Linked DNA regions of Homo sapiens: region 2 is linked to region 1. A link is a loop called in an ENCODE intact Hi-C map of the cell type or tissue named here. Cell type or tissue: MCF 10A. All regions are shown on one strand. Links, peaks and the distances in the headings refer to the core of each region. The heading gives the core; the rest is flanking DNA. Region 1 has its middle 18 kb from the start of CYP26B1. Region 2 overlaps EXOC6B (exocyst complex component 6B).

Region 1 (16,484 bases), core at 3,889-11,888:
TCTGCTAGCTGTTGGACATAGAGGTCTGGAGTGCAGAAGACAGATCTGGACAGGACAGAGACTTGGACATCATCTGCATTCACATGCTAATGGGGGACACAGGAGTAGAGAAGCCTACACCGAGAGGAGAGAGCCCCAGAAACACCAGCATTGAAGATACAAAGAGAGGAAAGGAGTCTGGGAAACAGCAACCTCTTTCCTTTGCCCACACATCCCGTTTAGCCTCACTTGAAAGTGATTATTTCTTTTGTTTGTTTCCCCTTAGTACTTATTTATTTATTTATTGAGACAGTCTTGCTCTGTCGCCCAGGCTGGGGTGCAGTGATGCGATCTTGGCTCACTGCAACCTCCGCCTTCCGGGCTCAAACGATTCTCCTGCCTCAGCCTCCTGAGTAGCTGGGACTACAGGCATGTGCCACCGTGCCCAGCTAATTTTCATATTTTTAGTAGATACAGGGTTTTGCCATCTTGGCCAGGCTGGTCTCAAACTCCTGACCTCAAGTGATCCACCTGCCTTGGCCTCCCAAAGTGCTGAGATTACAGGCGTGAGCCATCATGCCCAGCTTTTTCCCCTTAATACTTAGAATCTCAGGGTTATCAAGGAACTCGGAAGCTGGCAATTTCAGCCTCCACCTGAAATTTGCATTTAGAGGCTAGTGAGGACAGAAGGGCAGGTGATAGGTGAGGGAGAGGGAGGAGGATGGAGGTGCTTGGGCAAGGTCTTCACATGATAATGCTAGTTATTAAAGCACCAGCTCAGACAGCCCTGGGCTAGGTATAGCCTCTGATAGGGATGAGGCATTGCTCTGAGCAACTGTGGGGAAGCTCCCTGGCAAGACCACCAAATGGAGACCAAAGGAGCGGAGGAAAGCTGGCAAAGCTTCCTCTGCTGGGTGGATGCACACATTTTTGCTCTCACAGATGCTCCTGCCCCTGCTCCCAGAAATCCACATGATCTCTGCCCAGGACACATGCCCAGCCCCTCCCCATTCTCCATGAGTTGGTTCAGGGGCTGAGCTTCATGGCTCTGAGACTCTTGCCTGGCAGGAGGAGGGCCATCCACCACTCTCAGGACCTTCCTACCCAGAGAAGCTTGGCTGCTTTGTGAGGGACCCCACACTAGAGCACATGTGGAGAGGAAAAAGGAAGTCATGCTAGAATGGATGTGGGCGTGGTGTGGGGCAGCCTTCTCAGAAGTCCACACCAATAGGAAAAGACCCTGCATGGCCTTCTGTCTGGCCCCCAGATGTGGGATGTGGGCTTCCCCCTCTGCTTAGCCTCTGAGCTCTCCCCACCAGGACCCAGTTCCCGTGGGCCCATGGTCAGTCTGGGGGAGGCAAGCTTGACTATTATGGTGGAAGGGCAGCCCCAGGCTTAGAGCACTCATCCACTGATCCCTGCGGTCCTGTTACAAGGCTTTCTCCCACCCTTCCTGTCCCTGTTTCTGCGTCTGCCTGATCGCTCTCCACCCCCACTCCAGGGCAGCCGCAGCACTGGTTATAGAGCAACTGTGGAGACGGGGGACATTTGGGCCAGAGGCTCCTCCCAGCCCACCACATAACTAAGCAACTCAACTCAGGCCAAGGACCAGAGGAGTGAGCAGAGCTCATTCAACAGTGGAATGTGGAGTTGAATGGACCTAGTTCTGTCACTTACCAGTTGTACAGTCTTGGCCAAGTCACTTCACCTCTCTGAGGCACAATTTTCTTATAAAACTGGAGAGAATAAGTCTTGCCTTACTGGACAAGTGATAGTTGTGAGGGTCATGCACAAAGATAATGCATGCCAAGCACTTGGCAGGGTGTCAGGCACACAGCCAGTACAGATTCATGGCAAAGCCAAGGAAGCTGAAGCTTTAGGGACCCTCATATGTACAGGCTCCTTTCAAAGCCCTAGAATAATAATTTTATGTTATTTTCTTAAGGAAGTTTCCTCAAATCATACAAGCCTCAGGCTCCACAAATCCAGGGACCTGAAAGGTAGTTGTTGCCCCTCTTGTCCCACCCCATTCTCAATCCACTCAATGTGTTCCCCATCCACTGAGGGAGAGTCGCTCAGTTTGGCCAGGGAGAGTTAAAACGAGCCCAGAGCAAGGCCTCGGCCCAGATGGAAAGCTGGGGTGAAGTCACCCTTCCATGTGAAGGTTGTCCTAGGCCTGGCCTCATTACTAAACTGAGCTTGGTGCCTACTCCTCCCCACACTCTTTGCAGCAGTCAAACCAACCCAGAAACCCATTGAAGACATGCTCTGGAACTCTCCAAAGTTGTGGCCCACTCCGAGCACTGTGTCCCGATCCTGGCAGAGGCTTTGCTCCGAAAATTATGACCTCCTAGAGGAGCCAGTTCTAGGGCTGTGCTAGGCAACACGGAGGCTCAAGAATGGGCCTTAAGGAAAACAAAGGCAACTTGGCTGCTTTCTCGATTAGCACCCGTTCCCTAAGGAGGCTTGGAGGGAGTGGAGACACAGGGCTCCCTCCTCAGTGTCTGAGAGATGGATGGGGCTGATTTTTTCCACGATCCCTCCCCATAAATCTGATTTGGCCCCTCATCTGTCTAGGCCAGTCTCCATGGAGGTGTGCGGTAGTGATGAATGGGCTGCCTGACTAATGTGACTGTGGTGGCAGGGACTGGGGAGGGGCTGTGCCCTGATGGATGGTCCTCATGAGGGCATATTGCATTAGACACCCATAATGCAATCAGCAGGGCCATTACGATACCAATTTGTTGCTCCTCCTTACCAAGGTGGGGCAGTGGATCTGGAAGATTAAGGAGGATGTCAGGACTTTGGAGACACTTGGGGGGATTTTGAGAGGGGGCAAGATTTCCCTGTTGGGGGCTATTACTAGGGGAATAATATGGAGCCAACGAAAGTGTAAGCTGAAAAGGGAAAACAAGGGAAGTGAGGCCCAGAGAGGTGTGACCTGTCTAAGGTCACTTCTGGAACCAGAAGGAAGAAGTGGAATTAGAACTTGAGTCTTCTGCTTTCTGTGCCAGCGTAGCCAGGGATGGAGGAGGGAATGGGCTAGGAGGGGAGAGACAACCTCACTCTGGCCTCGCTGCTGCTGGAGGCCTTCCCACCCCTCAAGAGGTTTACTGAGATGGGTGACACCAATGACTGCTTCTCTTCCAAAAGAAGGTAGTACACTGTGGGTCCCTGTGGAGGGCACCCCACCGAGGGCACCATTCCAGACTACCCACCGCTGTGCTGCCCCTCCTACCTACACTCGTTCTGATCTCTGTATTTTTCTCCTGTAATTTTAAAGTAGGTGTCTAAACATTACACTGTCCAAGTCTTTCCTTATCCTTTTTAAAACAAAATGTTCTTTCCTGCTTAAAAGCTGTTAGCAGCTGCCTGTTGCCTTTCAGGATTGGGGGCCATCACCCGGGCCGCACTCTGACTGCAGCCTCTGTCCCAGCCTCAGCTCTGGGCTCCCTTGGCCTCACCCAGCTTCTTCTGTGAAGAAAGCATACCATGCAGCTTATACTCATAGGGCCTTCATTTAGACCGGATGGGTAGGAAGGTGATCATCATACTACTCAGTTTAACATTTCAGCCAGTGCAGGCTTTACTCTAGTTTCCTTTTCCTCTTCAATTGCCAGCCCCACTCTTGATCCTCAGCTTCTGCCCCTAGATACACACTCCATTGTGTTGATGTATGGCCCTGGTGGTGGATATGTATCCTTAAAAACAGTGCTGTCTTATGTATGGATGCCTTTTTAACTTTCATCAATGATCTTGCACTATACAGCTCTCTTGTTTGGATCTTTAAAGACATTTAACACTGTTTTGAGATTTTTTCATGTTGCCTCATGTACTTCTAGTTTATTACTTCTGACTGCTGCAAAATATTCTCAAATATGAGTGACAGACACCTAGATTGCCTCCAACTGCTCATTTCTACAGTGGCAGTGAATTCATTTTCTCCACGTGTTTAACCAGGAGGGAACTTACCAGGTCCTTGGGGACGTGTGTACAAGTTCTGCCGGGTGACTCTCCAGAGGGCTGCTCTAGTCCAACACTTCAGCAGCTCACAAAGGTGCCGCCTCCCTCATCCTCAACTTGCATGATTCCACTGTCTGATTTGTCAGTCTGACAGGTGTAAAGTGCCCTAAGCCTTTACACATAGCAGTTACCGCTGCTCTGAACATCTTTCCTTTTAATATCATTCTGCTTTAAACATCCTCCTTTCACTGCCTGGTAAACTCCTACTTATCTTTCAAAATCCAAATCTAGTATCATATTCTTTGTGAAGTTTTCCAGTTTGCCATTCCTTCCTTGGTGCTACAGAACATCCTGTGCAGACCATCCTAGTAATTATATCACTGTAAGCCTTTCCTTCTTTCTCATTTATACAACCGCCACCGCCCCCCCCACCACCCCGCCCCCGTCAACCTTGTCAATTAAGGCAGAAATGGTTCCTGCCTCAGGAAACCATGGGGTAGGGGGAGAGAGGAGGTGAGGAAGGAGTGAGGTAGATTGTATAGGTAGGAGCTGGGAAGTCAAGCAGTTAATTATATAAGCCTTTCTCTTGATGGATTCAAAGGACTTTAAATACTGAAATTGTGCATTCTTCTTCATGGTTCCAGTGTCTATGCTGTCAATAAGTGTTTCTCTGAATAAATTATCTCTTAGGTACTTCAGGATCTCACTCAATTCTATCTCAAACAGCTTTATCTTAGCTATTTCTAAATGTTTCTCCCCTTCTGTCTATAACCAAGCCAATATCTCTCTTAGCCTAGAAAGACTTTCTCTTAATGCCAATGAACTCCAGGCTGACATTTCACAAAGGATGGGATGCAAAGGAAAGAGCATGGTAATTAGAATTAAAAGACTCTGGGGAGTTCATGTACCCTTTCTTACACAATGGAGCTAGGTTTGTTGTTTTACACAACCATGCGACAGCACTGTGCATCCATTCTCTTTCCTTCACCAAGCTTCCAAAAAATATCTTCACACATGTCCAAAATTGAATTCCCCATCTTCCTTCAAACCAATCCTCCTCTGGAATATTTTGCTTTAGCAACTCTATCATTTTCCCACCTCCCTGGCTACTTAGTGAACTAGAAGTGCATTAATTCATTAATTCACCTTTCCAGTTGATACTTAAATATGCTCCTCATCTCCATCCTCATTTGCACTGTTCTCAGAGTAGAAGAATCTTCAGATTGGGTATGAGTTTGTTTAGAGACAATGTGTACAATTTAAGTCGTCTGGTAACCTGTTTTGGTAGGTTACATCCCACCCTAACTGCTTCTCCATCTACAGACTCGTCTGACATGTTATAGGAATTGCAAATCATCAATGACCAGCACTCTAGCTATCTTCCCCTGCTCCAGATGAAGTTAGTTTTACAAGTTTTGTCAAGAAACAGATAACCCTTGATACACTAAAGCAAAGAGAGGAAGAATAAGATTTCTCAAAAAATTATTCCTACGTACCAAAACAAAACCTTTTGAAGGCAGCATAGAAACAGTTATGTACGTGGCTGGGCATGGTGGCTCATGCCTGTAATCCTAGCACCTTAGCAGGATGAGGCGGGAGGATTGCTTGAACCCAGGAGTTTGATACCAGCCTAGGCAATATGGTGAGACCATGCCTCTACAAAATATTTTTTAAAAGTTAGCTGGGCATGGTGGTGTGCACCTGTAGTCCCAGGTACTCGGAAGGCTGAGGTGGGAGGATTGCTCAAGCCTGGGAAATTGAGGCTGCAGTGAGCCGTGATTGTGCCACTGCATGCACTCCAGCCTGGTGACAGAGTGAGACTCTGTCTCAAAAAAAAAAAAAAAAAAAAAAAAGCAAAGAAACAGTTAAGTACAGACAAATATTATGAATATTTATATAAGAATCCTAAGTTAAATGTTACCAAGTAAAATACAGATGTTTGCTAAAATAATAAGATATTTTGATTAAGCGTGGCTGAAATAATAAATGAGCCAAAAGATGTTTCAACTTAGGATTTTACTATATTAAAAGGTAAGGGAAAAAAGTGATTTCAATAGAGGCTAAAAAGAAGTATTTGATAAAATTCAACACTAATTTCTTTTAAAAGCTAACAGTAAAGTAGGAAGAGCAGAAAACTCCCTTAACTTGATAAAACTATAGCAAGTCTCACAATTAATAACTAACTTAGAAGCACTTCCACTGAAGCAAGGAGAGACAAGTTCTTACCATTACCACCATTATAAAACACTGTCTGGTTGTCTTAGCCAATTAAATCAGAAAAAAATCAGAAATGCAAGGAAAAATCTAAAGCACAAATATATAAATATTAGTGATAGATCTTGAACCACTTTCTCAACTTCTTTCATGACTATTGCTCTTTTGGAGTGTTCTGTGTTTTCCTGGTTCAATTCAGGTAATACTTATTTTTCTAGAAGCATAATCCATCTTCCTTTAGGTTTACAGATTTATTTCCACAAAATTATATAAAGTATCCTCAACATTATTTATATGGATATTAGGACTATCTACAATAGAATTTTCCAGGGAATCAACTGCAAACCTATTAGATCTGATAAAAACATGCAATAACTTCTTTGGATACATGATGAACATAATCAATAGCTTCCTTATGTGTTTATAACAATAAACTTGGAAATATAATTTCAAATATATAACAAATAATGTGCATATTCATGTGAATTCATTTGAGTAATGTGAATTCATGAGTCATGTAAGACTTATGGGAAGAAAACATAATCCTTTGTGAAATACATAAAAAAGGACCTAAATAGAGACTTACCATGTTGGGATGTCAGTTTCCCCCAAATTTAATAAATTCAATGTAATCCTAATCAAAATCCACAAGAGGTTTTCAAAATGATACTTCACTAATTCTGAAGCTCATCTGTGAAACTAAACACACAAGGAGAGACTAGACATTTTTGAAAAAGATCAATAGTAGAGACTTTCTCTATTAAATATCAGAACATATTTTAAGGTTACATAAATTATAATGATCTCAAATTGGCACAGAAATAGACCAGTAGAATATAGAGTCTAGAAACAGACCCATGTATTGCAAAGCAGTGAGGAATGGGTTGACTGATAATAATAAGCACTTAGGATCTTCAGATAGCCATTTGAAAAAAAAGGTTATATTTGCATTTTATATAACCCCAAATAAAATCTAGATAGATTTAATATTTAAATATAAAATGAAACTAAAATATTTTTATAATCTGGTGGTAGTGGTGGGTGAGAAAGCTTTCTTATGTAAGATATAAAACTCAAGAGCTTAAAGGAAAAGACTGATGATTAAACTATATTAAATTTCAAATATCTGTCTGATGAAAGATGCCATAAACAAACATTACAAATAGGTGAAAGTGGGAAGTATGGGTTAATAATTATGAAACTGTATGCAAGGGTTGAATAACTAAGTAAATGGCTAGTATATGGCAGGAGACAGGATCTCACTCTTGGAGAGAGATAAGCAATAAGGAAAGACTAGAATGATCCCTGGGGTACTGGATTACATTTGGAGACATCAGTATGAATTCAAGTTTTATATATATATAGAGAGAGAGAGAGACAGAGAGAGAGAGAGAGAAAGAGAGAGAGAGTATGCCTCATAACACAAACACACACAGAGATGTACAGATACAGAAACAACTAGAAATATTGTATATACATGCATTATCTTACATAATACAGTATCTAGCTGTCTGCTGAGAGCATAAAAGCAATGACACCCCAGGAGCAATGAGCATACCCAGCACCCAGATCTTGATTTTAAAATACCCCTCTTCAATAAAAGGAACCAGTGCTCCATGAAGAACTGGTTAATGCTAGGGCTAGGACAGGGAAAGTACAAGATAATCTTGCAGCATCTTGAGTATCATAGAGCAAGGAAATCATCAAAAAACAAAAGGATAAGGGTATGTCAAAGGCACACAAGAGCCAGTCTGAAAGAGTTCCCAGTGACCAAACCTGGAATAATTTAAGTAACAAAATAGGTAAGTAACATGGAATTGGATTATAACCCAAAGGATAGAATAAATACGTAAGGCAAAGGATAGCTACATAGATCAATGGGAGAGAACTGAGATTCCAGATATAAAGCCATACATCTACAATTAATTGATTCTTAGCATGGATGCCAAGACCATTCAGTGGGAAAGAACAGTCTTTTCAACAATAGTGTTTGGAAAACTAATATAATTTGAATTGTTCATATACAAAAATCAGTTCAAAGTGGATCAAAGACCTAACTGTAAGAGCTAAAACCATAAAACTCTTAGAAGGAAACAAAGGCATAAATCTTCTTGACTTTGGATTAAGCAGTTCTTTCTTAGATTCTTAGATATTATACCAAAAGCACAAGCAACAACAAGAAAAAAATGGATAAATTTGGACCTCATCAAAATTTAAAACCTTTTGCATCAAGGATACTGTCAAAAAGTGAAAAGACCCATAGAATAGGTTAAAATATTTGCAAATCATATATCTGATAAGGATCTAAAATCCAGACTATCTGAAGAACTCTTACAAGTCAACAATTAAAAAACAAATTGCCCAATTTAAAAAGAATTTGAATACGATATAAAAATGGTCATCATCATGACCATTTTTATATCACATATATTGTATATATTGACCATTTGTATATCAAATGGTCATGGAAAAATTCTCAACATCATTAGTCATTAGGGAAACTCAAGTCAAAACTACAGTGAGGTGCCTCTTCACACCCACTAGGATGACTATTACTTAAAAACATAAACAAAAAAATGGAAAATAGGAAGTGTTAGCAAGAATGTGGAGAAATTGGAACCCTCATATATTGCTGATGGGAATAGAAAATGAAGCAACTGCCTTAGGAAACATTTTGGCAGTTTCTCAACAAGTTAAACATAGTTACCGTATGACACAGCAATTTCACTCCCAGGTATATACCCAAGAGAATTGAAAACACATGTTCAAACAAAAACTTGTATACCGATGTTCATAGTGGCATTATCAGTAATGGCCAAAAAGTGGAAACAACCCACGGGCTCATCAATGGATGAATGGATAAACAAAACATATACAATGAAATATTATTCAGCCATAACAGATATGAAGTACTGAGTATGCTACAACATAGATGAACCTTGAAAACATTATGCTAAGTGACAGAAGCCAGGCACAAAAGGTTGGATATTATATGATTCCACTTATATGAGATGTCCAGAATAGGCAAATTCATAGAGAGAGAAAATAGATTAGGGAGAGGGGAAGAGGGGAATTGGGAGTGATTACTAATAGGTATAGAATTTCCTTTTGGGAGGATGGACATCTTCTGAAGTTAGACGACGTTGGTTGCATAACATTGTGAATATACTGTAAACCACTGAACTGTATGCTTTGAAATGGTGAGTTTTATGTTGTGAGTTACGTCTCAATAAATACAAAAAGAAAGCCCAAAATAAGTGCCAAAAATCCATATAAGTTCATACTAATATAAATAAGTGACTTAAATTATTGGTCAAATAAACAAACAGTATTGAAGAGACAATTCTTTCTTACAGAAGAATTCCAAATAATTTATTGAGAGAGTCTTTGTGGGAGGTAAAGCTTAACCCTCCTGCCCTTCCCTGCCCCTTCAGTATAGGCTGCAGTTAGTGATTTGCTTCTAATAAATAGAATCTGGAAAGGGAAAAGTAGTAATTTTATAGTGGAGAAACCTGGCAAATGCTGCCTTAACTAGTGATGAAGGTTAACATCACCAGTGATGTCATGTGAATGTCATGTATACACTGATATATGATAAGGAAGTCACTTTGCCTTTGGTGTATTCTTTCAAAAAATCCATAGGCCCAATCTAATCAAGAGAAAAACTTCAACACAAAGTGAGGGACATTCTACAAAATACCTATCACTCCTAAAAACTGTTAAGGTCATGGGAAAGAAAGAAAGACTGAGAAACTGTCACAGACCAGAAGACACTAAGGAGATATGACAGCTAAATGCAATATAGTATCCTACACTGAATCCTGGAACACAAAAAAAACATTACTGGAAAAGCTGGTGAAATCTGAATGAAGTCCTAGTTAATACTATGTGCCAATGTGGTATAAAAAGTTTTCACAAGTGTACATTGTAATGTAAGACGTTAAAATAGGGCTTACTGAGTGAGTAATATCTGGAAACTCTCTACCACTTTGCAACTTATCTCTAAACCTAAAATTAGTCCAAAATAAAAAGTTTATTTAAAAGGAAGTGGAAGACTAGGAGAAAATATTTGCTCATATGTACTGAACAAGTATGTAATTATCATCAAGAGGATCAATGGGTCAAGGATCTTGTGACAGACCCCATCTCTTGACAACATTCATTTCCCCCTCATCTCCCTGCAGAAAGCATTCAGACTGGCTCAAATAGTGGTGAAGATACCTTGATATCATGCCCCTATTCTATCCATTTATCTTTCCATTCATGCATACAATCAGTTCATTCAACAAAATTTCTTAAGCATATTTTATGTGGCAGAAACTCTTCTAGATACTGCGGATAAAGCTATGAATAAAACATCCTGCTTACAGCTGCAGGAACTTACAGGGTATGAACCATGACTGGTATTAACCAGACATGATGATCTTACTCCTTCTGGTCATGACTGGTTTGGGGGTGCCCATGTGATCCAGTTCTGGCCAAAAAGATGTAAGAGGAAGTAATATGAAGAGATAATTTTAAATAATAATTTACATTCTGGAGGCTGAGGTGGGAGGATCACTTGAGCCCAGAGGTTTGAGGCTGCAGAGAGTTATGATTATGACACTGCACTTCAGCCTGGGTGACAGAGCAAGACTCCAGCTCTAAAAATAAATATAAATAAATAATTTTGAGAATACTTACATAATTTTAGGGTAAAAAGTAAATCTGTAAGCCTAAGTAAAGATGGAAATCATAGGCTTTTAAGAAAGGGATTCAGCCTGCGTGGCTCTTTATCTCTTTGCTTTTCTTCCTTCTTCCTGCCTGGAAAGTGAATGTGATGTCTGGAGGTGAAGCAGCTTTTCTGTGCCTATTAAAGGATAAACATACTAAGGATGACAGAACAGAAAGACAGAGAGTGTCTAGGTCTCTGCTGCTCCAGTCCTGTATTGTTTATGCTTAAACCTCCAGAATTCCTCAAACTTCAAAAAACAAAAACAAAACAAAAAAATTCCAAAAGCCCCCAAACCAGAAAAAGCCCTACCCATTTCTTCACTGCACTCATATGACATTTTGAATGAGTAGCTGAACACACTTCTAATTGATGAAGTTATCAACAGGCAATTTATTGATAATAACTAAAAATGGCTGAGATGTGGAAAGATGATTCAGCCCAACAGAAACTGGCAATTGAAAATTAATATGCCATTTTTCCTCACTCCAGTTTCCTCACGACAGTCTTATTGAGGGTGTGGGGAAGTGGACCTTCTCCCATGTTGTTGGTAAGGGTATAAACTGGTACAGCCTTTTTTTTTTTTTTTTTTTAAAGACAACTGACATTACTGATCTACAGAATGTTTGTATATATGCAAAAAGATATCAAAGATGTTTGCTTCAGTAGTTCTTGTAATGATTAGCAAGTGAAAGAAAGTTAAATAATGAGGAAATGGCTAAACAAATTAAGATACAGTCATACTGAGGAATACTATGCAGCCACTAAAAAGACCGAGAACGTTATGTGGAATACAAATCTATTTGTGAAAACATTTCAACATTTTGCTATATTCATTTAATTTTTAAAAAAGAAACTAGACTTTATAAAGTTAAAAAGCCTACTTTGTACCCCCATGTCCCTCATTTTTTTCTCCCTCTGCAGGGATAACTACTATACCAAATTTGGTGTTTATCATCTTCATGCACGTTTTAAAGTTTAAATTGTATTGTATTGTTATCTATAATTTAACTTACTTTTTTAAAAAAGTCAATAACTTTAAAAAATGTTTATTCATGTTGACCCATGTAGGTATAGTTCATTTTAACTGCTGTGTAGTATTCTATTAGATTAATAGAATATCTATTTTCCCACTGATGAACATTTAGGTTATTTCTAATTATTCATCATTATAAACAGTGCTGTAATAAACATTCTTGTACATGTCTCCTTGTGCACATGTGGATAGATTTCTCTAGGATATGCACATGTTTAATTCTACTAGATACAGGTCCACAATATGTTGTTCAAAACCTCTGGGGCCAGTTATGTTTCAGGATAAGACTTATTGAATTTTAGGAAGGCAATATGGCATATGTGCCATATATAACACCCTCAGTAGGGTTTGGGAAATAGACATAATCAAATATGTTACTTTTTCTGTGTTGAAAAGTATAAATATCCACATTAAGTGGGATAAATACAGATGATAAATAACTTCCCATTAGGTCAGATTTTGCACCAAATCAGTAAAGAAAGAATGAGCTTTTTCAATTTCTGAATTGCCAGTAAGGGATTTGGATCTGTAACACCAAGCTTCTCTGTAAAGTAGGTGTATTCATTTATCTTCCCACCTTTATGAGATCTTGTTTCTACATATCCTCATCAATAATTGGTAATATCAGACTTTAAGATTTTTGCCAATCTGATAGATGAGTACATACTACTTTCGTAATTAAAACAAAAAAGAACACATAGAACACGAATGAAGAGATCTCATTTTTAACAGTACTGAAAACATAAAACATTCATGATTGTACTAAGTAAGACATGTGAAGAATCCAAATGCAGAAAATGTTAAACTGTTTGAGGAATGTGAATATGACGAGTAAATGGACAGGGCCTTTGTGTTACAAATATGTCCTTAACCTATAAATTATTTTATAAATTCAATGCAACTCCAATGAAATCACAATAGAACACTGGAAATGAAAAAAATTATAAAATTAACCTGGAAGAATAAATATCTGGGAACATTCTGAAAGAGGAAAGTATGGTGTATTTCCTCTAATAGGAATGGGCTATTAGATATTAAAACAGACTACAAAGATATGGTAATTAAAACAATTTGGTAATGGCTCAGAAACAGAATGATCATGACACCATAAAGAAAATCCAGAAATAGACCAAAGATAAATATGAATTAAATATATGATAAAGATGACATTTTAAAATTAATCAATGATGTTGCAGACAACTAGTTAGCCATTTGGAAAAAAGAAAAGGCTGGATCCCTATCATGCTCCTCACATCAAAGGAAATTTCAAATTGATAAATGATTAATATATTAAAAATGAAATATCAGAAGAATACATGGTACAATATTTTTATAATTTTGAAGTGGGGAAATCTAAGTATCACATGAAATCTAAACATCATAAAGGAAAAGCCTTGTAATTTGACATTTCAAGAATGAAAAACCGGCCAGGTGTGATGGGTCACGCTTGTAATCCCCAGCACATTGGGAGGCTGAGGTGGGAGGATCGCTTGAGTCTAGGAGTTTGAGACCAGCCTGGGCAACAAAGTGAGACCCCTATCTCTACAAAAAATAAAAAAAATTAGGTGGGCATGGTGGTACATGCCTGTAGCATCAGCTACTCAGAAGGCTGAGGTGGGAGGATTTGCTTGAGCCAGGGAGGTCAAGGCTGCAGTAAGCCTTGATCATGCCACCACACTCTAGTCTGGGTGACAGAGTGAGACCTTGTCTCAAAAAAAAAAAAAAAAAAAAAAAGAAGAAGAAGAAAACAAAAACATTCTATACAGCAAAAAACACCACATAGTGAATATTGTGGCTGTCTCCTCCACATTCTTTCCACCGTCTTCCCCATTGTGTGGCTGCTATGCAGTTTGTTTGGGGGTAGGTATCCATACCTCCTTACTCTAAATTCCAAGGGTGAGACTTGATTGTTTTAACCTATGGAGGTAATCTTCTTGCCCTTGCCACAGTGATTGGTTCAAGTAACCCTGATAAAAGCAGTAAATTCATGGCATGCTCCTGATAAAAAAGAATGACATATAATCCAATTTAGGGTTCTCAATATTGGAGGCTTATTGGATTAAAAATTCCTTGTTCTTTTAAGAGAGCCACTGGAAGTTTCTGCACAATGTAGTGCGGGGATGTGAAATCTAGAAAAATGGCAGCCATTTAGGCACCATGAGGGAAGTAAGATTTAGGATGGTCTTCTTACCATAAAAGGCAGAGTAGAGGGGAGGAAAGGAAACAGACTTCACATTTTTTTAGTCATTGAATCATACTAACCCTGAATCACCTCTGGATTTTCAGCCAGTAAATATTTTCTGAGTTGGGTTTTTGTTACCTGCAAAATAAAGGGTTCTAACTAATATGAACCAATGAACAAACTCAAAAGACAAACTGGGAAAATATGTGCAATGCAAATGACAAATAGCTAAAATCCCTAAAACAAAGAACTACAAATCAATATGAAAAGAAAATAACCTAATTTTTTAAAAGGCAGACTATCTCAATAGTTCATACAAAAGGAAATACAAATAACAACCAAACAATATCAATAGATGCTTAAGTTCACTATAAATTAAAGAAAAGTAAATAAGAACAAAGGAAAATGATTTTTCACTTGAAAGGCTGACAAAAATGGAAAGAAAACATTAATATTACTTAGGGCTGAGAATTCATAGGGAGACAGATTCTCTCATAACCTATTGGAGAAAGTGTAAATTGGTGATTTTCAAAAGAGTAATTATATACTTTCTATTAACATTTAAATACTCATAGGTTTTTGGGGTTTTTTGTTTTGTTTTGTTTTGTTTTTTGAGATGGAGTCTCATTTTATCACTTAGGCTGGAGTGCAGTGGCCCGATCTCAGCTCACTGCAACCTCCGCCTGCAAGGTTCAAGTGATTCTCCTGCCTCAGCCTCCCAAGTAGCTGGGATTACATGTGCCCGCCATCAGGCTGGGCTAATTTTTGTATTTTTAGTAGAGATGGGGTTTCACCATGTTGGCCAGGCTGGTCTTGAACCTCTGACCTCAGGTGATCCACCTGCCTCGGCCTCCCAAAGTGCTGGGATTACAGGTGCGAGCCACTGCACCTGGCCAATATTCATAGCTTTTAACCAACCAATTCCACTCCTGAAATTGTATGCTATGGTAATACCTAAGCAAGTAGGCAAAGATGTATACAAATATCTTGCAGTATTGTTTATAAGAGTGGAATACTGGAAGCATTCTAAATATTCATCAATTCAGAACTGGTTAAATAAACTCATGGTACATTCATGCAATGAAAGATCTTTATGGGCTTCATAAAGGATGAAGAAATTCTGTATGTTGCCAATAAAATATATTTAAGATAAATTAAGTAAAAAGTAAAACTGTAATATAATACACTATGATTATAATTTTTTGTGACGGTATATACAGATTAAAATAATTAGATAGAATATCATCACACTAACTGTTACTAGTGTGATCACTGTTATGATCAGATGTGGGAAATGGGATTAGGGTTCAGTGGGGAAAGCCCTAATTCTGTCGGATACCCACATACTCATACACAATACTCATCTACACACACATTTATCACTACCACCAGGACCACATCCTGCCCATCAGGAATTAAACTGCTACTTTGGTTTCTCACCTGACTCTTAACCTGTTGTCAACCTGCTCCCTACTCTGTGGCATGACAAGGGTAGGATGGTACATGTTTGTTGAAAAATTTAAAACCACAATAAAGCAGACTAAAAGTTGGCTTGCTTTTTTATTATCTACTCTATGTTGGCAATTCTAAACAATGCCAATGGCAAAATAGCCCTCCCAGCAAGGGTACTGCTCTCACAACCCCCACGTTTGCACATGACTGCCCTTCTGAAAATCTCATTCATTTGACCATGAGTGCCCATGTGCCATTTGCTGGGCTAGGTGCTGCCCATCTTTGCCTCCGTCTCCAGTGTCCAGACCACCAATGAATTCCCACTTAGCTCCTGAGACGGTTACATGAAAATGCCTTCCCTAAAATCTTGGGAAAAAGCCTAATGGTTGCTTAAAACTGGCTATCTGAAAAGCCTTTGGCTTGTCAGTCATAGGCCCCTTACAAGTACCCACGGAAAAGATGTTTCCCCAGCAGGCTTCTCTGGAAAAGGGGATCACTGGAGAGGGCAGGGCCTTACTCCATCAGCTTTAAGAATAAGCACCCCATGGAATAAAAAGAAAGCCATCTACCCAGCATAACCTGAGCCTTGTAACAGAGAGGGGAGTGTGTGGGAAGAACAAGAGGCAGATCCAATTAATTACCCTTAGAAGCAAAGGTAAAAGTTGAAGATTACGAGACCCATTTACAGGAGGAAATAGACCCATCATTGAGCCTAGAGAATGGGAGGATTGTTTAGGGCCAGAAAAGCGTCTCAATGTTCAGATTCCATTCCTTTTCTGGAGCTTTGGAAAGAGGAAGGTCATAGCTTGGGCTTGGAAGTTACACTTAGCAGTGGGTTCAGACTGGTAGGAGGGGGGTGCTGCTGTCTTGGGTCCGATTCTGGGCCCCCAGCCGGCCCCCACCCTGAGGAGATAGAAGCTTCTATCTTCTCTAGGGGCTGGCCAAGG
Region 2 (16,484 bases), core at 4,518-12,517, 200 kb after region 1:
TCTACCCCTTCTACCTTGTGAGATCACAGCATTTGAACCCTCCAGAGGATGCAGCAATAAGTTGCCATCTTGGAAGCAGTTTTCAGGCCCTCACCAGACACTAAACCCGACAATGCCTTGATCTTAAACTTCCAGCCTCCAGAACTATAGGAAATAAATTTCTATTATTTATAAATTACCTAGTCCCAAGCATTTTGTTATAGCAGGACAAACGGACTAAGACAGTTGCAAATAAACATACTCTAATTAAGACAGATTATTATTAGGGAATGAGTTGCCAAACAAAAGAGAAAGTAGAATGTTTGGAATTAGTTAGCAGGTAATGATAGGGAAAAGAGGATTGAGACTTCCCTCCTGATATGTATACTTATTTGTATATTTCTGTTTGTTTATTTGTCCCCTCCAAATCTCACGTTGAAACATGATTCTCAATGCTGAAGGTGAGGCCTAGTGGGAGGTGTTTGGGTCATGGGAGCAGAGCCCTTATAAATGGCTTGGTGCCCTCCCCACAGTAATGAGTTCATGTGAGAGCTGGTTGTTTAAAAGACTGTGGCTCCTCCCCCACTTCTCTTGCTGGTTCTCTTGCCATGTGACATGCTGGCTCCCCCTTCTCTATCTACCATGAGTAGAAGCTTACTGAGGCCCTCACCAAAATGAGATGCTGGCACCATGCTTCTTGTACAGCTTGCAGAACCATGAGCCAAATAAACCTCTTTTCTTTATAAATTAACCAGCCTCAGATACTTTTTTTTTTTTCAGATGGGGTCTTGCTCTGCCACCCAAGTTGGAGTGCAGTGGCACAATCTCAGCTCACGGCAACCTCCACCTCCCAGGCTCAAGCAATCTGCCCACCTCAGCCTCCCACGTAGCTGGGACCACAAGCATGTGCCACTATGCCCAGCCAATTTTTGTATTTTTGGTAGAGACAGGGTCTCATCATGTTGGCCCAGCTGGTCTTAAACTCCTGAGCTCAAATGATCTGCCCACCTCAGCCTCCCAAAGTGCTAAGATTACAGGCATGAGCCACTGCACCTGGACTTCTCAGATACTTCTTTATACTACAAGTTCATTTCCCAGGATGGAAAGCCAACAGTCTGTGGAACTTGGTAGCCAAGCTTATAATTAAGGTATTATCTTAAGTCACTTATGACCATGTTCCCACTGAGGGAGAAGCTATGGAGGACTAGTGTCTGCTGATCAATTTAAAGAAATTGAGGAATATGAGCCATGTGATCGCTTTTAACAACACTGGGTAACTTAAGATAAAAATGAGGCCAATTCTCGTCCTTCCTAGAATGCCCATCTCAGGAATCTAAGGAAACACAGGACTATAATGAAGCTCTATTGCAGTAATCCCCTTCCTTCTGCAGCTGGATAGTTGAGAAAGCTGAAAATCAAATAAGTTGATTTCAAGTTTCTGTTGCCTTCATAATCCCATCATATTTTCTTGATAAATGCAAGGATAGTAAAAGAAATCATGGAACCTCAGGAGAATGGCGTGAACCCGGGAGGCAGAGCTTGCAGTGAGCTGAGATCACACCATCACACTCCAGCCTGGGCGATAAAGGAAGACTCCATCTCAAAAAAAAAAAAAAAAAAAAATTATGGAACTTTGACCCCTTATTCTTCTCCAAAATACTTTCCATTGCAACCCCATTCCCAGAGAAGAGTAGCATTTTGCTCTGCTATGCTCTGTCCCTTACTGAATCTTGTCTTATAACTAGGATCTACATACAACAGTGTTAAGGGTGAAAAGAAAAGTAAGAGTAGAGAAGAAAGGAATTACATCCAGAAGGAAATGTAAGAGTTTTCTAGGTAAATTCAGCAAAAACAGGGAAAACTGCGTGGTTATGCATTTTGCACTACTTCTTCAAGGATGACTAAACATAATTTTGATTGACAACTTAATTACTCTAGGACATCTCACTGGAGAAGCTTGATTTAATGTAGTAACTAGTAGTTACTTTCACAGTTTGCTGATGTAAAGGTCCCTTTGCATAATATAAACTTGAAAGGCTGCAGAAGAAAAATGCTAGTGTGGATCTGTCATATATGCTTGCCCTATGTTTCTCACCAGGGTCCTCAGGACTCTCCACTATTCCCTTTTCCTCACATTAGGAAAAGATCTGTAATGGAATGCCTGAAGCCCTGTGAGGGAATCTCGGACCAAAGGTGGATAATTAATTATACGGAACTGGAGAGGCAAGAATAGCTGGGCTCAAGTAGTGGAGAAAACAAAATTAAGTAGGCAGAGTTATGCCAATTGGTAGTTGTTGATGCCTGGTACCTAGGGTTCAGTGAGATCTCTTTATAAAGATTCTTTAGTTCTGATGTCCCAGTGACAAAACCACAAGCAAGCCTATTAAGGACTGCCTAGTTAATATTCACTAAAACATCTCACACCTGAGTCAGAGGAGAGTCAGCTATATCACAAACCTGTAGCCATTTATTTTTGTGAATATATACAAAGAGATGGAAACTTTCAAACTTTTCAGGAACTATTCGGATACTGACTTTGAGACAAAATAAATTCTCCAGGGATGATGTGATCTTTCAGTCAGAGTGAGGAGGTTAAGTAGTAAATGCTGTTCTGCCACTAGTATATATCACAATAGACTCAGTGAGACCAAGAATTTACTCTGAAGTTGTTTCCCTAAATCCTGTGTTTAGGCAAAATCTCTACATTGGTTTCCTTACCTGTAGAGTGAGGGTTATTATGGTAAGAATGGTGATATGGAAGGCTTTAGAAGCCCGTGTTCCCTTTCAAAAGAATTAAACCAAAGCATATTTAATTGACCATCAAGATCTGAGAGAATCTGATAAGATGCATTCTATCCCTCCTTTTCATGGATCCAGTTCATACTGTGAAAAAGATTCATGGATCCTGGGAAATGATGGATTACATTACATTTAAAAAGATGCAATTGTTGCTACATTTCCTTGCAAAGAAATGTGTCCTGGATTTGGTTTAATTATATTTTTAATGTACCAATCTTTTGAATAATTTAGGGAACTATGCAGATAACTGAAAACTGAAAATGTTTAACATTGTAGACCATAAATCAGTAGAAATATGAAAGAAAACACATAAAGGCATATACATAAAGAAATAATTATAATTAATTATAATAAATAACATTTCCATGGCTGTTTCAAATGATTTTATATATATTATCTCATTTGACTTTATAACAATAATGTGAGACAAATATAGCAGGAATTAGTATTTCTAGTTTATTGATGGGCTCAGAGAGGTTAAATGAATTGATTCATTCACCCTCGTGGCTTGAATTATCATACAAATATATGCTGAGGCTACCAAATCAACTCTACCATAGATTACTGCAATAGCCTTCTAACTAGTCTCTGAGGCTCCTGCAAAATGCAAGTTCCTTCCAAAAATACAAATCTAATACAGTCACCCTCCTATTTAAAATCCATGATTTCTCATCTTAACTCCAGCCTCCAACCATGGTATTTTGCATAGAGTAGGGCCCACATATATCTGCTGACTGAATGAGCAGATTACTGAATTAATGCTGGTAACAAGTGGTTGAGCTGGAATATGAATCTAGACTTCCTCATTTTGAATATGCAAAGAGAAAGCTTAGGAAATTCCAAACCCAGACACAGACTGAATATTCCTAGTGCATGAGGGATACAATAGCCTAAGTTAGATCTAGAAGTTATTAGGCAATCAACACCTGCTGGTGTTTAAATCTCAGTTTCTCTGCCAGGATCCAGTGCTCTAATGTTTAAAACCAAATATAAAACATATAAACATACTGAGATCTAAGATGAAATCCACACAAAGCAGAAAAACACAGAGGTCATTATCAATTTTTAAAGGAAAAGTGATGATTTCATCACACCTAGTAAATTTCAAGTGACTTCCATCTTAGAGTTATTGGGTTTGGTAGCCTGTCAGCAAGAATTACCTAACAATAATACTCCTGTTATATAATGGCACCCTAAGCAGTAGTTACCATCTGTAGAAAACAGCTGAACTGACTGATTGCTTGTAAAATAATCAAGCCGAGAATTAGAAAATCATCAGTTCTGGATCATACTTTTCAGGACAGCCATAGAAGTTTCACAGACAACTATCAAGAAGCAAAGTCAATTTATTATACCAAATTAAACCTAATAAATTCACAATCTGTGACAAAGTTTCAAGTACTCTGCAAAAGACCTGAGATATGCTGGATATGCTTAATATGAATTAGCAGATTTGCTAACTGCTGCTACTGATGATGATGATGATGATGATGATGATGACAAAAATAGGAGCAGCTAATAATTAGTGCATACTTAGTGCTTTACCACACAATGAAATACAGCCTTTCATGTATTATCTCATTTGATCCAAACCCTCTCATCTTTATATTGTTCAGTACTATTATTATTCCTACTTCATAAATGGAGTTGTAAGGGGTTAAATAATTTACATATGGTAACACTAAAAGTAAGTGGGAACCTGAATCCATTCTGTTGAACTGACTCTAAAATCTATATTCTTAATGACTACACTATCCTAGCTGAATATCTCAGGCTCTTGGTAGTGCATATAATACCTCTATGCATTTGGGACCTAAGAAAATGGAAGACCTGACCTCATATTCAAAAACACTCAAGGTATATTCACATTTCATCTTGTCCAGAGTTTGATTTCTTTTAGGACCTATACAGTTCTTCCAAGGACTCACAGACAAAAAGGGAAAATACCTCATGCACACACCACTGGGTAGAAAGATGTAAGTGTTAATTATCTTGTCATTTGGGACTGCTTTTATACGCCTCTGTATAGTTACTTGAATTTTATGTATCATTTCTTTAAGATTTTTTTATAGACCACTGAGCATCTAAAGAAAAAAAAATGAGGGGGGTGGTATAGGGAAAGACATAGAATAGAGTTCTTTCTTTTAAAGTAAAATAAATGTCCATGGAAAGTTTTTGACAGACAAATTACTGCCAATCAGGAATGAAACATTAAATTCTAAATCAATGAACCTTAGTGGCTCTAAAATATATGAGGAAAAAAAATTTCACTGCTGATATTATGGTTATTCGTGGACTGTCAAGCCCTTCAAATGTTGGCTTCAATCTGATTCTAAGTCTGAAAGGTTATTACAAATACCAAATGGCTTTTCAGATAAGATATTGGCTCTCTGGAACCCCTTTTACATGGTTAACAAACTCTGTTGTGTTTCCACCTTTTCATTAAATGCTCTTTTAGTCTTAACTGAAAGCTGGCTCTGCATTAAGGATGTAGATTCTCCTACGGTTCTCTCAAGAAGAAGCTGCTCATTCAAAATCAGGCCATAAGATGGGTATTATTCTTACTCTTCAGTGTTTCTCCCAGTCCATCATCACTCCTCCAGAATGTGCATGTATTTCAGCTTTATCATCCTTCATCCCTGTTTATCTCTTATCTCTGTCAAAAATCCAATCTTGTAGTTGATCATTCGCAAAAGTTCACCAGACTTTGTTATTTAACCAGTGGTATTGGTTGATTGCCTACACCAAAGCCCTTTCCTTCCTTTTCTTTATAAGAGAATGAGCTTCTATTTTTTCCTCAAAATTCAGAGAAGGATGACTTCATTCTCATCTCAAGAATCAATTTTGACTGGTTTAGCCAATCATTATGTTTTCAATCTCCTACTAAATAATTGGTTAAGACAGAGGAATGTGAAACAACTTTGGCTAATTAGAGGCAAGGAATGTGGCGGGCAACTTATAGAAACAGTTCTGTTGCTGTTATATATTATCATGTCTAGGTGAAAGGCATGGGAGTGTGCTTATTTATGAATGGTAAGATTAGAGTAGTTTTTATTTTCTTCCTGTACTTTTCTTTTTTCCCCACCATTTTCCACAATGAATAGATATTACTTTCATTAAAAAAAACCCCTAAAAATCTTGAAAAGTATTCACTTGATTCTGCTACTGGTTATGATAAACTAATAGGCACAGCACTAATCTTTCCAGTGTGAAAAAAAAATCCTGGAAACCTGGAAAACTGTACAAGGAGTCTGAAAGAACGGTTTTAGATACTGGACAAGAGGTAATGCAGAATTATGATCCCACAGACATAATGATACTGAGAGCAGGAGAGCAAGCGAGGCAAGCTAGCCTAGAGGCAGCTTCCAGGATGTGCTATAAAGCAGGCAAAGGGAGAGAACTGAAACAGAACATGGTTGTCTTACTGAGTTGAAAAGTCAGAGACTAGAGCCCAGGAGTTCAAGGCAACAAGTATTTACAGGACTGAGTATCAGAAAGGAGGATGCTACAAAAGAGAGCATCCAGGAAAACTACAGAAAGGTCCTTTCGGTATTTGGTGGAGTACTAATTTGTGTTTGTAGGGGAGGCAATTACCAAAGGCTGGAGAAAGAACCATTAGAAATGAAAAGGAAAAGAATCTGTGAAAGTCTTACAGGGATGACCATACTTTGTGTTTCCACCAGCCAGAGTTTAAAGACCTCCAAGCTATCCAAAGCATCATGCAGAATTCTCCCAAGGGTACTGCTTTAGAACTGGTGACAAATTAGACCTAGACAAAAAGCTGCTATGGACCCACTAGATACTTAAGAGCAAGTCTTGAATGAATCCAATTGCAAATAACTAAAATCCATGTGCAAACAAAATATAATATTATTTAAAGGAATACAACACAGCATCCAACAATATGAAATGTAAAATTTCACGAATCCAGTAAACAATGACCAGGATGCAAAGAAACAGGACAATATGACCTATAATCAGGTGAACAATATCAATAACCTGGAAAATATACGCATGATGGAACTGGTAGAACAGGACTGTTACATAGCTATTATAAGAATGTTCCATATGTTAACAAGGTAGAGGAACAGGAATATTATGAAGAAAGCAATGGAAGATATCAAAAAGAACAAAATGGAGTTCATATAAAAGTAAAAAAAAAAACACCTCAAATGACAAATACATTGAAATAGATAAACAGCAGATTAGATACTGCAAAAGCAAAGTTCAAAGAACTCAAAGACATCAATAGAAAGCATCCAAAATGAAGTGCATAAAGAAGAAAAGAAGATTGAAAAGAAAATAAACAGAGTATCGGTAACCACAGGACAATGTGAAGTGGTCTAAAATATATGTAAAGGAAGTTTCAGACACAAAGGAGAGATAGAAAAGATATTCAAAGAAATAATAGCCAAAGCCTTCTCAAATTTAATAAAAGGTATAAACTTGCATGTCCAAACTCAATGAATTCTAAGCAGAATTAACATAAAGAATCCCACAGAAAAGACACAGCCTAATGAAATTGCTGAGAACTAGTGAAGAAAATCTCAAAAAAGTAGAGAAAATGAGACATAATTTGTACAAAGGAACAAAGATAACAAAAAGCTTATCATCAGAAACTATATCAATCAAAAGAAAATAGTTGGAACTCTTTAAAGTGTTGAAAGAAAAAAAAAACCCTATTAACCTAGAATTCATTATACAGTGAAAACATCTTTCTGAAGATTTTACCAGAAAAAAAAAAAGTTTAGAGAATTTAATATAAGTGGAATTGCGCTATAGTGTACATTGAAGGAAGCTCCTCAGTAGAATAAAAATGATATCAGATAGAAATCTGAATCTGCACAAAGACATGAAGAATGCAGAATACAGTAAACACATGGGTAATTATGAAATATATATGAATCATTTCTAGACATTTTATAAAATAAATGAGTGTTTAAAGCAAAGATGCAGTAATAATGTATTGTGGGGTTTATAGACTATGTAGAAGTAATATGTATAACAACAATAGCACAAACAAAGGACAAAACATAGAAGAAAAACAATACTTTTGTAAGATTCTTACATTAATGCAAAATGGCATAATATTATTTTAAGGTATTCTGTGTTAAAGATGTATATTGTAAATCCAGGAACAATAACTAAAATATACAACAGAGTCTGAGCTAATAAACTATAGATCACATAAAAAAACACTGATTAATCTAAAAAAAAGCAATGAAAGAAGAAAAATGAACAAAGTATGAAAAAGGAAATATAAAATGAATAGCAAGATGGTAGATTTAAGCCCAATCATACTGAAAATTACATTCAGGAGGTGGAATAAGATGGTAGAATATATGATTACATCATTTGTCTGATTCCTCCCTCCCCAACCCCACCCCTGCAGGAACACCAAATTTTAACAACTATCTGCAGACAGAAAACCACTGGCACAAGAACCAAAAATCAGGTGAGCAATCACGCTACCTAGATTTTTACATCATATCGCTAAAAGAGACATTGAAGATGGGCAGAAAGACAATCTTGTATTGCTGACGCCACCCCTCCCCCATCCCCTGGCAGTGGTTGAACGGCCTGGAGAGTTTGTGCACTTGGGAGAGGGAGAGTGCAGCAACTGGGGGACTTTACATTGAACTCAGTGCTGCCCTGTCATAGTGGAGAAAAAATTGTGCTGGCTGGGCTCACTCAGAACCCACACATGGAGGGAACATTTGGACCAGCCCTAGCCAAAGGAGAATCATCCATTCTAGAGGTCAGAACTTGAGCTCTCAGCAAGCCTCATTGCCACAGGCCAACATGCTCTGCGGTCTTGAGTAAACTTGAAAGACAGTCTAGAACACAAGGAATGGAACTCTTAGGCAACTCTTAGTGTTGGGCTGGGCTCAGAGCCAGAGGATTAGGGTGGTATGTGACTTGGACAGTAACCCAGCCAGGGCAGCTAAGGGAATGCTTGCACCACCTCTCTGCCAATCCCAGGCAGTGCAGCTCATAGCTAGAAAATGAGTCCTTCCTTCTGCTTAAGAAGAACAGAATAATGATACAGGGGATATCACCACTGATCCCACAGAAATACAAACTACCATCAGAGAATACTATAAACACCTCTACGCAGATAAACTAGAAAATCTAGAAGAAATGGATAAATTCCTCGACACATACACACTCCCAAGACTAAACCAGGAAGAAGTTGAATCTCTGAATAGACCAATAACAGGCTCTGAAATTGAGGCAATAATTAATAGCTTACCAGCCAAAAAAAGTCCAGGACCAGAGGGATTCACAGCCAAATTCTACCAGAGGTACAAGGAGGAGCTGGTACCATTCCTTCTGAAACTATTCCAATCAATAGAAAAAGAGGGAATCCTCCCTAACTCATTTTATGAGGCCAGCATCATCCTGATACTAAAGCCTGGCAGAGACACAACAAAAAAAGAGAATTTTAGACCAATATCCCTGATGAACATCGATGCAAAAATCCTCAATAAAATACTGGCAAACCAAATCCAGCAGCACATCAAAAAGCTTATCTACCACAATCAAGTGGGCTTCATCCCTGGGATGCAAGGCTGGTCCAACAAATGCAAATCAATAAACATAATCCAGCATATAAACAGAACCAATGACAAAAACCACATGATTATCTCAATAGATGCAGAAAAGGCCTTTGAAAAAATTCAACAGCCCTTCATGCTAAAAACTCTCAATAAATTAGGCATTGATGGGACATATCTCAAAATAATAAGAGCTATCTATGACAAACCCACAGCCAATATCATACTGAATGGGCAAAAACTGGAAGCATTCCCTTTGAAAACTGGCACAAGACAGGGATGCCCACTTTCACCACTCCTATTCAACACAGTGTTGGAAGTTCTGGCCAGGGCAGTTAGGCAGGAGAATGAATTAAAGGGTATTCAATTAGGAAAAGAGGTAGTCAAATTGTCTCTGTTTGCAGATGACATGATTGTATATCTAGAAAACCCCACTGTCTCAGCCCAAAATCTCCTCAAGCTGATAAGCAACTTCAGCAAAGTCTCAGGATACAAAATCAATGTGCAAAAATCACAAGCATTCTTATATACCAATAACAGACAGAGAGCCAAATCATGAGTGAACTCCCATTCACAATTGCTTCAAACAGAATAAAATACCTAGGAATCCAACTTACAAGGGATGTGAAGGACCTCTTCAAGGAGAACTACAAACCACTGCTCAACGAAATAAAAGAGGATACAAAGAAATGGAAGAACATTTCGTGCTCATGGGTAGGAAGAATCAATATCGTGAAAATGGCCATACTGCCCAAGGTAATTTATAGATTCAATGCCATCCCCATCAAGCTACCAATGACTTGCTTCACAGAATTGGAAAAAACTACTTCAAAGTTCATATGGAAGCAAAAAAGAGCCCGCATTGCCAAGTCACTCCTAAGCCAAAAGAACAAAGTTGGAGGCATCATGCTACCTGACTTCAAACCATACTACAAGGCTATAGTAACCAAAACAGCATGGTACTGGTACCAAAACAGAGATATAGACCAATGGAACAGAACAGAGCCCTCAGAAATAATACTACACATCTACAACTATCTGATCTTTGACAAACCTGACAAAAGCAAGAAATGGGGAAAGGATTCCCTATTTAACAAATGGTGCTGGGAAAACTGGCTAGCCGTATGTAGAAAGCTGAAACTGGATCCCTTCCTTACACCTTATACAAAAATTAATTCAAATAGATTAAAGACTTAAATGTTAGACCTAAAACCATAAAAACCCTAGAAGAAAACCTAGGCAATACCATTCAGGACATAGGCATGGGCAAGGACTTCATGTCTGAAACACCAAAAGCGATGGCAACAAAAGCCAAAACTGACAAATGGGATCTCATTAAACTAAAGAGCTTCTGCACAGCAAAAGGAACTAACATCAGAGTGAACAGGCAACCTACAGAATGGGAAACAATTTTTGTAATCTACTCATCTGACAAAGGGCTAATATCCAGAATCCACAAAGAACTCAAACAAATTTACAAGAAAAAAACAAACAACCCCTTCAAAAAGTGGGCGAAGGATATGAACAGACACTTCTCAAAAGAAGACATTGATGCAGCCAAAAGACACATGAAAAAATGCTCATCATCACTAGCCATCAGAGAAATACAAATCAAAACCACAATGAGATACCATCTCACACCAGTTAGAATGGCGATCATTAAAAAGTCAGGAAACAACAGGTGCTGGAGAGGATGTGGAGAAATAGGAACACTTTTACACTGTTGGTGGGACTGTAAACCGGTTCAACCATTGTGGAAGACAGTGTGGTGATTCCTCAGGGATCTAAAACTAGAAATACCATTTGACCCAGCCATCCCATTGCTGGGTATATACCCAAAGGAATATAAATCATGCTGCTATAAAGACACATGCACATGTATGTTTATTGCGGCACTACTCACAATGGCAAAGACTTGGAATCAACCCAAATGTCCGACAATGATAGGCTGGATCAAGAAAAGTTGGCACATATACACCATGGAATACTATTCAGCCATAAAATATGATGAGTTCATGTCCTTTGTAGGGACATGGATGAAGCTGGAAACCATCATTCTCAGCAAATTATCACAAGGACAAAAAACCAAACACCGCATGTTCTCACTCATAGGTGGGAATTGAACAGTGAGAACACTTGGACACAAGAAGGGGAACATCACACACTGGGGCCTGTTGTGGGGTGATGGGAGGGGGGAGGGATATGCCTAATGTAAATGACAAGTTAATGGGTGCAGCACACCAACATGGCACATGTATATATATGTAACAAACCTGCACATTGTGCACATGTACCCTAGAACTTAAAGTATAATAAAAATATATATATATAAAAGATGAATTAGAGGACACAAAACTCCTCCTCCAAAAAAAAAAGAAGAACAGAATAAAGAGGACTCTGTCATGTGTCTTGGATACCAGTTCAGCCACAGTAGGATAGGGCACCAGGCAGAGTCATGAGGTCCCCATTTCAGGCCCTAGAACACAAATCAATAACAAGTAACAAGATTGAAACCATAATAAAAAGTCTCCCAGTAAAGAGAAGCCCAGGACCCAGTTCACTGCGAGTTCTATCAAACATCTAAAGAAGAACTAATACTAATCCTACTCAAACTGTTCTGAAAAATTGAGGAAGGAATACTTCCAAACTCATTCTACAAGATCAGTATTACCCTGATACTAAAATCAAAGACACATCGAAAAAGAAAACTACATGCCAACATCTCTGATGAATATTGACATAAAAATTCTCAACAAAATACTAGCAAACTGAATTCAACAATACATTAAAAATGTCATTCATCATGACCAAGTGGGATTTATCCCCGGGATGCAAGGATGGTTCAACATACACAAGTCAATCAATGTGATACAACATATGAAGAGAATGGAGGACAAGAACCATATGATCATTCCAACTGATGCTGAAAAGCATCTGATAAAATTCAACATCCCTTCATGGTAAAAATCCTAAAAAATCTGGGTATTAACATTACCTCAACAAAATAAAAGGCATGTATGACAGATCCATAGCTAGTATCATACTGAATGGAGAAAAACCAAAAGCTTTTTCTCTAAGAAGTGAAACACAACTAGGATGCCTACTTTCAGCATTGTTTTTCAACATAGTACTGAAAGTCCTATAGAGCAATTAAACAAGAAAAAGAAAAAAGGGTCATCCAACTCGAAAAGGAAGAGGTCAAATTATCATTGTTTGCAGATGATATTATATTTAGAAAAACCTAAAGCCTCCACCAAAAAAATGATAAGAATTGATAAATTCAGTAAAGTTGCAGAATACAGAATCAGCACACAAAAATCAGTGGCATTTCTATATGCCAACAGTGAACAATCTGAAGAAGAAATCAAAAAGTAATCCCCTTTATAATAGCCACAAATAAAAGTAAATACCTAGGAATTTACTTAGCCAAAGAAGTAAAGGATCTTACAAACTATAAAATACTGATGAAAGAAATTAAAGAAGACACACACAAAAAAATGCAAAGACATTGCATGGTCATGGATTGGAAGACACAATATTGTTAAAATGCCCATATTACCCAAAGCAATCTATAGGTTCAATGCAATTCCCATCAAAGTACCAATGACATTTTTACAGAAATAGAAAAAACAATCAGAAAATTTATATGGAAACACAAAAGACCTAGAATGGCCAAAGCTATCCTGAGCAAAAAGAACAGAACTGGAGAAATCATATTACCTAACTTCAAATCATACTACAGAGCTATAGTAATAACAACAGCATGGTACTGGCATTAAATCCGACACACAGACCAATGGAACAGAATAGAGAACCCAGAAAAGAATTCACATACCTATAGTAAATTCCTTTTAGAGAAAGGTGTCAAGAACACACACTGACTGGGCGTGGTGGCTCACACCTGTAATCCCAGCACTTTGGGAGGCCGAGGTGGGAGGATCATGAGGTCAGGAGATCGAGACCATCCTGGCTAACATGGTGAAACGCTGTCTCTACTAAAAATACAAAAAGATAGGCGGGTATGGTGGCACACACCTGTAGTCCCAGCTAATCTGGAGGCTGAGGCAGGAGAATTGCTTGAACCTGGGAGGCAGAATTGCAGTGAGCCAAGACTGCACCATTGCACTCCAGCCTGGGTGACAGAGCAAGACTCTGTCTCAAAAAAGGAACACACACTGGGAAAAAGACAGTCTCTTCAATAAATTATGGTGGGAAAACTAGAAATCCATATGCAAAATAATGAAACTAGACCCCTATCTCTTGCCATATACAAAAAGCAAATCAAAATGAATTAAAGACTTTAAAATCTAAGACTTCAAACTATGAAAGGACTACAAGAAAACATTGAGGAAACTCTTCAGGATATCAGTCTCGGAAGACTTTTTTTTTTTTTTTTTTGAGATGGAGTCTCGCTGCAATGCCCAGGCTGGAGTGCAATGGCGCACGCAGTCTCAGCTCACTGCAACCTCCACCTCCCGGGTTCAAGCAATTCTCCTGCCTCAGCCTCTCGAGTAGCTGGGATTACATGGCCAGCTAATTTTTGTGTTTTTAGTAGAGAAGGGGTTTCACCATATTGGCCTGACTGGTCTGGAACTCCTGACCTCAAGTGATCCACCCACCTCAGCCTCCCAAAGTGCTAGGATTATAGGCATGAGCCACCGTGCCTGGCCTGGGCAGACATTTCTTAATTAATACCGCATAAGCACAGGCAACCAAAACAAAAATGGACAAATAGGATCACAACAAGTTAAAAAGTTTATGCACAGCAAAGGAAATAATCAACAAAGTGAAGAGACAACCCACAGAGTAGTAGAAAATATTTGCATACTATCCATCTGGGAATTAATAACCCAAATATATAAGGAGACAAAATACTTTATAGGAAAAAACTAATAATCCAATTTAAAAATGAGCAAAAGAATTGAATAACTATTACTCAAAAGAACACATACAAATGGCAAACAGGTATATGAAAAGGTGCTCAACATAATCGATCATTAGAGAAATGTAAATCAAAACTACAATGACATAGCACTTAACTCTAGTTAAAATGTCTTTTATCCAAAACACAGGCAATAACAAATGCTGGAAAGGATGTGGAGAAAAGGAAACCTTCATATACTGTTGTTGTGAATGTGAATTAGTATAACCACTATGGAGACGGTGTGGTGGCTCACGCCTATAATCCCAATACTTTGGAAGGCCGAGGTGGGTGGATCACGGGTCTGGAGTTCGAGACCAACCTGGGCAACATGGTGAAACTCCATCTCTGCTAAAAAATACAAAAATTAGCCAGGCATGGTAGTTAAGCCTGGGAGGCAAACATTGCAGTAAGCCAAGTCATGCCACTGTATAGCCTGCGCCTCCAGAGTGAGACCCTGTCTCAAAAAAAAAATTTTTTTTTAAATCCACTATGGAGAATAATTTGGAAGTTCCTGAAAAAAGTAAAAATAGAGATATCATAAGATCCAGATCCAGCAATCCCACTGCTAGGTATTTATTCAAATGAAAGAAAATCAGTACATCAAAGAGATTTTATATCTGCACTCTCATATTTGTTGCAGCACCATTCACGATAGCCAAGATTTGGAAGCAACCTAATTGTCCATCAACAGATATATGGAGAGAGAAACTGTGGTACTTACACACAATGGAGTACTATTCAGCCACAAAAAAAGAATGAAATCCTGTCATTTGTAACAGTGATCCTGTTATTTTAATGAGCTGGAGGCAATTATGATAAGTGTTAAACCAGGCACAGAAAGACAAACATTGCATGTTCTCACTTATATGTAGGATCTAAAAATCAAAACAATTAAACTCATGAAGCTAGAGAGTAGAAGGATGGTTATCAGAGGCTGGGAAGCACAGTGTTGAGAGGGAAGGTGGGGATGGTTAATGAGTACAAAATAGTTAGAAAAATGAATAAGACCTAGTATTAGCACAACAGGGTGGCAATAGTCAAAATAATTTAATGGTACATTTTAAAATAACTAAGAGTATGATTAGATTGTAACACAAATGATAAATGCTTAAGGAGACAGATATTCCATTTTTCATGATGTGATTATTACACATTGCATGCCTGAATCAAAATATCTCATGTACTCCATAAATACATATGCCTACTAGATACCTACAAAATTTAAAAAATTACATTCATTATAAATCACCTAACCAACCCAATTAAAAATAAAAGATTGTCACACTGAATAAAAAAGCAAAACCTGACTATAAGCTGTGTACAACTTCATATTTTTTTAAAAAATTAAAAGAGAAAGATAGAAAAGAATATACTTATGCAAACACAAGGTCATAAGGAAGTTGAGTGGGTCAATACCAGTATCACAAAAAGTAGATTTTTTTTCAAATAAGACATATTACTAGGGATAAAGAGGGTCATTTCATCATAATAATAATCAGTGCATCATAGGGACATATCAGTTCTAAGTAGTATGCACCCAATAACAGAGCTTCAAAATGCATTAACCTGATAAAATGGAAACTGACAGGATTGATATTGATAAATATAACTGGAGATTTCAACTCCTCTCAGTAATTGATAAAACAAGTATAAAAAAATCAGTAGGAATACAGGAGATTTGAATAACACTGTCAATCAACTTTACCCATGTGATGTCTATAGGCTACTCCACACAGTAACAGCAGAAAACACATTCTTTCTAAGTGCAAATGGAACATTTGACTAGACCATATACTGGGTCATAAAACAAGTCTCAACAAATTTAGAAGAACTGAAATTATATAAAGTATGCTCTCTGATCAAAATGAAAGTAAATTAAAAACCTAAAACAGAAGTATTAATGTATCTAAAAATTTTCTAAATATTTGGGAAGTAAACAACACATTTCCAAATAACCCACAAGTAAAAGAAAACACAAAAGTAATTTGAAAATACTGAAATGAATAAAAATTAAAACATGACATATCAAAATTTGTATACTGTGGCTGGAGTAGTACTTAGACAATAATTTCTAATACTAAAATGCTCATATTAGAAAAGAAGATAATCTCAAATAAATTATCTAAGTTTCTACCCAAAAGAACTAACAAAAGAAGAGCAAATAAACAAAAAGTAAGCAGAAGAAAAAAACAGTAAAGGTGGAAATGAGAAAGCTAGAAATTAGC

The links. Hi-C counts contacts between places; a loop is a spot of excess contacts. Peaks named below come from ENCODE experiments on the same cell type or tissue, not always from the same donor. Only the 100,000 strongest peaks of a DNase experiment are listed, where the experiment ranks them.
Region 2: it touches region 1 in a loop (6-fold over the local background); 3 of 110 quality-filtered maps call a loop at or near these places.

The regions. Positions count from the first base shown.
Region 1 is chr2:72,157,192-72,173,675 of GRCh38, forward strand. No RefSeq gene overlaps it. Among named protein-coding and RNA genes, the nearest start is that of CYP26B1, 18 kb to the left of the region's middle. In MCF 10A, for the core only: no CTCF peak of the experiment used is centred there; a DNase peak (open chromatin) is centred at 8,820.
Region 2 is chr2:72,359,350-72,375,833 of GRCh38, forward strand. All of the region lies in intron 19 of EXOC6B (exocyst complex component 6B), which reads right to left. Among named protein-coding and RNA genes, the nearest start is that of CYP26B1, 220 kb to the left of the region's middle. In MCF 10A, for the core only: a CTCF peak has its summit at 8,756; a DNase peak (open chromatin) is centred at 8,662.